Linked DNA regions of Mus musculus: region 2 is linked to region 1. A link is a contact called in ENCODE POLR2A ChIA-PET data. All regions are on one chromosome and are shown on one strand. Each heading gives the region's core, a stretch centred on a gene start or an enhancer-like site at or near the end of the contact. The rest is flanking DNA. Distances are from core to core; before and after follow the strand shown. Region 1 holds the start of Dusp3 (dual specificity phosphatase 3 (vaccinia virus phosphatase VH1-related)). Region 2 holds the start of Etv4 (ets variant 4).

The links. ChIA-PET counts read pairs that join two places held with the same protein, here RNA polymerase II (POLR2A).
Region 2: POLR2A ChIA-PET joins it to region 1 with 13 read pairs in Patski. The contact joins the promoter of Etv4 here to the promoter of Dusp3 in region 1. POLR2A ChIA-PET finds 5 or more read pairs at or near these places in 2 of 5 experiments (Patski and embryonic stem cell).

The regions. Positions count from the first base shown.
Region 1 is chr11:101,983,536-101,986,235 of GRCm38, reverse strand. It overlaps Dusp3 (dual specificity phosphatase 3 (vaccinia virus phosphatase VH1-related)), which reads left to right and starts at 1,445. Exons shown (of 3, transcript NM_028207.3): 1 at 1,445-1,624. The coding sequence starts at 1,500.
Region 2 is chr11:101,784,056-101,786,755 of GRCm38, reverse strand. It overlaps Etv4 (ets variant 4), which reads left to right and starts at 1,446. Exons shown (of 13, transcript NM_001316365.1): 1 at 1,446-1,648; 2 at 2,129-2,239; 3 at 2,433-2,526. The coding sequence starts at 2,180. Gm39392 (a long non-coding RNA gene) reads right to left here and starts at 1,435. Exons shown (of 3, transcript XR_880221.3): 1 at 1-1,435.

The DNA of each region.
Region 1 (2,700 bases), core at 196-2,695:
CATGTGGCTCACAGTGAGATGGCAGCTACCCCAGGAACAGCTGTAAAGGAACCTGTGGAGGAAGATTTACCCCCACACTAGCCCAGAGCCCACAGCCCAGGGCGCAGGCCCCCAGTGAGTGCTCAACATCTGTCAATTGCTTCTGCAACCGCTACGCCTGTATGTTCCGCGCTGGGAACTGAACTAAGGTTTTTGTGCATGCTGGGCACCTTGCCAGCCCAGGAACCTCCGCAACCCCTTGAATGTTTCTGGAATCTTTCCAGCAAATTTTTAAAAAAAAGATTTATTTACTTTAAGTATGTGAGTACACTATAGCTGTACAGATGACCCGCTCACTTAGGTCAACTCCACTCGCTCTGGCCCAAAGATTTATTATTATACATAAGTACACTATAGCTGTCTTCAGACGCACCAGAAGAGGGCGTCAGATCTCATTACGGGTGGTTGTGAGCCACCATGTGGTTGCTGGGATTTGAACCCAGGACCTTCGGAAGAGCAGTCAGTGCTCTTAACCCTCTGAGCCATCTTGCCAGCCCTCCAGCAATTCTTAGGAGTTAGATGTTGCATATTCTTTACTGAAGTGCTTGGGACAGAAATGTTTGAGACTTTACGATATAATATATATACTATATGTAGTGAGTGGATCCAAGTCTAAACATGAAATCCATTAATGCGTCACATATAAATATATCCTGAATACAGTTTTGTACAGTAATTTTTAGTGTGCCTGTGTTTTGACTGTCACAGGTCAGGTGTGAGAATTCTCCATTTATATTGTGTTTACACTCAAAAGTTACAGATTCGTAGACACTTCGGGTCTCACAAAATTATAGCTGTTCAAACTGCTTTCCTCCCTTTTAGTCGCCAGCACACAGGCTAAGGTTAAAGTAGTCCCCCAGGGTCAGATGCCAAACCTGGCGACCTATACCTTCAGCCTTTAAAAAGTTCAATGCTGATTCACATCAAACATTAAAAGAAGTGTTCCAGAATAGGGCTCTTTCCTGTAACCTTGGGTAAGGATCCATCTCCTGGGTAGGCAGGTTGTTGGTTCAGCAGTCGTGGGCTGGGAAGATGTGTTCTGACGTGTGTGTTTGGGGTGAATGAATGGATGCCCACTCTGCTGGTGTGCAGCGAGAAGGGTTCACAGCAAACCCCAGGGGTACCCATTATCCTGAAAGAGCGACTCCAGGTGTACCCAGGCGTCCCGCATTGGGTTCAGTAAATGAAGTGCCTGCGCTCCACTGCCTTAGCCAGGGTGAATGAGTACGGATGACACGGGAGTGATGGCATCTCGGCCAGGAACGTGCCCCGGGGTCCTGCGGCGCTTGGCCAGTCGCGCGTGTCCTCTGCGCTGCCTAGCGTGACCGCAGCTTCCCGCACCCAGTGGGCCCGCCTCCGGGGCGGGACGGGGCGGCTCCCGGTTGGGCAGCCCCGCCCCGCTGACCCGGCTTCTCCCCCTCGTTCGCTCCTGCCCTGGCGTGCAGCGCCCCGCCGCCGCCATGTCCAGCTCGTTCGAACTCTCGGTGCAAGATCTCAACGACCTGCTCTCGGATGGCAGCGGCTGCTACAGCCTGCCGAGCCAGCCCTGCAACGAGGTCGTCCCGAGGGTCTACGTGGGCAACGCGTGAGTCTCTGGGAGGGCCAAACCCGTAGCCGCTCCCAGCGGGCCCCGACTACTACTTGGGGGCTGGAGTGGGGTCCATGGGGGGGGGGTGGATCCTGGGCGCGGTCGCCGACCTGAGAGCAAGAGCGGGTGCTGGGGACCAGCCTGGAGTCGACGCCTACTCCCCGCGCATGAAGCGGAGGAGCTGGACTCCGCATGCCCAGAGACGCCCCCCAACCCCCAAAGTGCCTGACCTCAGCCTCTACCAGCTCTGGCTTGGGCTTGGGCGGGGTCAAGGCTACCACGTTCTCTTAACAGGTGGCAGGGCTGTCTCTTGGCCGCGCGTCATGTGACAGCTGCCTAGTTCTGCAGTGAGGTCACCGTGGAATGTCTGCCTTCGTTGCCATGGCAACGGGATGACGTTACAATCTGGGTGTGGAGCTTTTCCTGTCCGTGTCAGGAAATCCAAATACCCTAAAATACCCTAGAAGAGGAAGTAGCTGAGCCAAGGCTTTCCTGGCTTCTCCAGATAAAGTTTGACTTAGATGGAAAAAAACAAAATGATAAAGACCCGAGCCATCTGAAAATTCCTCCTAATTGCACCACTAGGAAATGTGTATATTATTGAGCTCGTATGTGTTCTTATTTTAAAAAGAAAACTTTAGTCATGTTATTAATAAGAATTTCTCAGCAGTGGGAGAGAACCAATATTAACACCAAGATAAAAGTTGGCATGATCCACATTGCAGGAAGATCCACGTTGGGTTTTCATGAATGTGAAGACCCCATTTATTAAAGTCCTAAGCTCTGTTTTTGCACACTAGGAAGCGATGGCCGGGATGGCTGAGGGGCTGTAAGGATCTTTCAATGTCTTACATGTGTGTTTCCTGTCCTGCACCTAGGACCTGCTGCCTAGCCTGCAGCAGAGCCAGAGGGGTTTCACATGATTAGTCTCAGACACTTGGGGGCAGGTTGCATGTACTGCATCGCTTATTTCCATACGGAGCACCTACTATGTGTCAAACACCATATGGTGTTCACTCTTCAGAACGGTGGTGGTCATCATGGTGCATTTGCTGACGGTTGGATTGGTGGTA
Region 2 (2,700 bases), core at 197-2,696, 200 kb after region 1:
GCATTTTGTGCAACTCTTGAGTGCGAGCGAGGCTCAAGGAAGGAGTCCTCCTCTGGGCCCCCGCAGAGATCCCCATAACTATATAGGGATTTCTCTAACAGGGAAGAGAATGAAAGATACCTCACCATATATATGGACTGACCCAGGCTCTCATGAAAAGGGGGGTCCCTAGAGGAGAGCGGCAGCAGGTTCAAACTTTAAAGAACAGTTTGGTAGGTAAAGGGGAGGAGTTTGTGTGGCAGAAAGAGCCCAGTTCAGGTGCCAGGGGGTTAAGGTTTTTGTCCCTTCTCTGACTCCTACAGGCTGGAAGAGATTGCATGCACCTTTTCTTTCTCAGAAGTACTGTTTGGTTAGACAGATGAACTTTGAAAGCAGCCCTGTGGGCCTGTGGGTCCTTGTGACGGCATCTAAAGCAACCCAGATCCCAAGGGAGGTAGTCTTTCTCACACTTGCTTGGCGCCCAGCACCATGTCTGACACAGCAGATATTTACTGAAGGCAGTGATGCTCGAATGACAAACACTAAGATCAACCTCTTGGACAAAATTGGAACCCATCCTGTCTTTTGATCACCAAGTCACTTGGGATTTCTGCTTCCTATCATAAGGAGTAAGATGGCAGCGAGAGAGACATCCTTGAGCCTCTTGTTGGCAAAGCCTCGAATGAATGATAAAGCGGGTCACAGAATAAGCAACTCTACAGATCACAGACCCGTGAGAAAGCCGGTTTGAGCCAGTTTACATTTACTGAGCACCAACTGTGCCTCCATTTGTTTTCAAGTAGCTCGGGGTCTCAGAGGGCTGCACAGAAGACCTTGGTGGCTTTGAAACGCTAATGCCCCTCAGTGACAAGCTGAGTTACCTCAGGTGAGGAGGCCATGGTGTCTTTCTTAGCTTTCTTCCATTTTCATTTGTAAAGTAAAATGGAAACCGCTCCGCAGCACCACGTTATGGGAAGGAAATTAGCACGTGGAGGCAGAGCGCTTCATAAATGCTAGTTATTATGGTTCCTCTGGGCGCACAAGTCCGTTTGCCTCCCCCTCCCCCCAGGGCACACAGACGTGTTCACACTCCCACGTAAGTATAGATGCACAGAGGCGTGAGCTAACGCCAGCGGAAGGAGCTCAGGGGTCCTTAGACCCAAAACCCAGGTTGGAACCCGTGGAGAAGCTGCCGGGTCTTCAGCTTCCGTCTTTTTTTCTCAATTCTTTATGAATGAACTAAAGCCGAAAGGAGTTTATTTTTTTATGAATGGAAGTCCAAAAAGTGAATGAAGCCAGGAGCCAGCCCCTACTTTCTGATTGGTCTTCGTGGCTGGGAAACTCCTCCCTCAAGCTCAGCTAGCCGAGTCTGAGGATTGGCGGGCGTGCCCGGCCCTGGGGTTTCATTCACAAAAGTCAATGAAACAAAGGGAACCGGTGGGGAGGGGCGGGGGAAGAGCGAGAACGGAGGCCAAGGCAAAGGAAATGCACCAATCAGCTGCTCCCCCGGGCTCACAACTGTCTGCTGCGCCCGGAAAACAAGCCGGGGCTCTGGGGACCCGGGGCTCAGGCCGCCTCGCTCCGGCCTAGCCCCGCCACCTTAGTTGTGTCATCCCCCGGGCATGCTGAGCATCCCCCCGCGGCTCCGGCACAGACGCCCGGACCTCAGGTGAAGCTGCGGAAGGGGAAGGAAGGGAGAGTGTCTGTGATTTCCCCGCTTCATCTCCCACACACCACACTCTCTCTGTTCGGCGCCCGCTTCCGCACATTCCGGGGCGGGGGTGGGAGGCGTCGGGATTCGAGGCTGGAGGGGGCGCCTGAGTTATGGGCGTGCGAATGGTGTGCGCCGCGCGCGCGCGCCCACATACACACACACACACTCACACACGCGCGCACACACACACGCACACACACGTCTTATGTAACCCAGTTCGGGCTGAGCAGGGCTGCAGAAAGCAGACACACCAACCCCAGCTCAAGGGAGCAGGTGGGACCTCCTTTGGCGGGAGAGGAGTGGCGGTGGAGGCGCTCGGCCGCGCAGGTCCCAGCGAGTCGGAGAAGTTTCGCTGTCCGATCCAAAGCCTCGCGATCGCCCCCTCCCCCCCGCAGCGCTCCCGGGACCGTGTGCGAACTGCCTCCCCCCTCCCAGGTCTCTGCCTCCGCGCGGGGGCCCGGCCCTGTGGCCGGAGGGAGCGGCCGGATGGAGCGGAGGATGAAAGGCGGATACTTGGACCAGCGAGTGCCCTACACCTTCTGCAGCGTGAGCGCCGCGCCGGCCTCCACGCCCGCCCCCGCCCCGCACCCCGCCCCTACTCGCCCCGCAGCCCCCTCCCGGGGGGTCTCAGTGGGTCCAGGACCGCCTGGCCCCTGAGCCACCCCGGGACCCCACCCCCAACCCCAAGCTAGACTCCTCAGGGTGATTCGGGGGCATTCTTCCCCCCTCCTTCCAGCAGAAATCTCCCGGAAATGGGAGCTTGGGCGAAGCGCTGATGGTCCCGCAGGGAAAGCTCATGGACCCGGGCTCCCTGCCGCCTTCCGACTCAGAAGGTAAAGAAACAGACAAACTGCGACCCCTCTGCTTAATCCACGTACATCCATCCCAAAGCCTTATCCTGGACTTCCCCAACCCACGTTTCCCCAAAAGTCAAACCACTCATTCTTCTCCGTCCCTTATCACCAGTGGGGAGGCTGTAACCCGGGCTCGCCAGGTCTCTTCCCCAT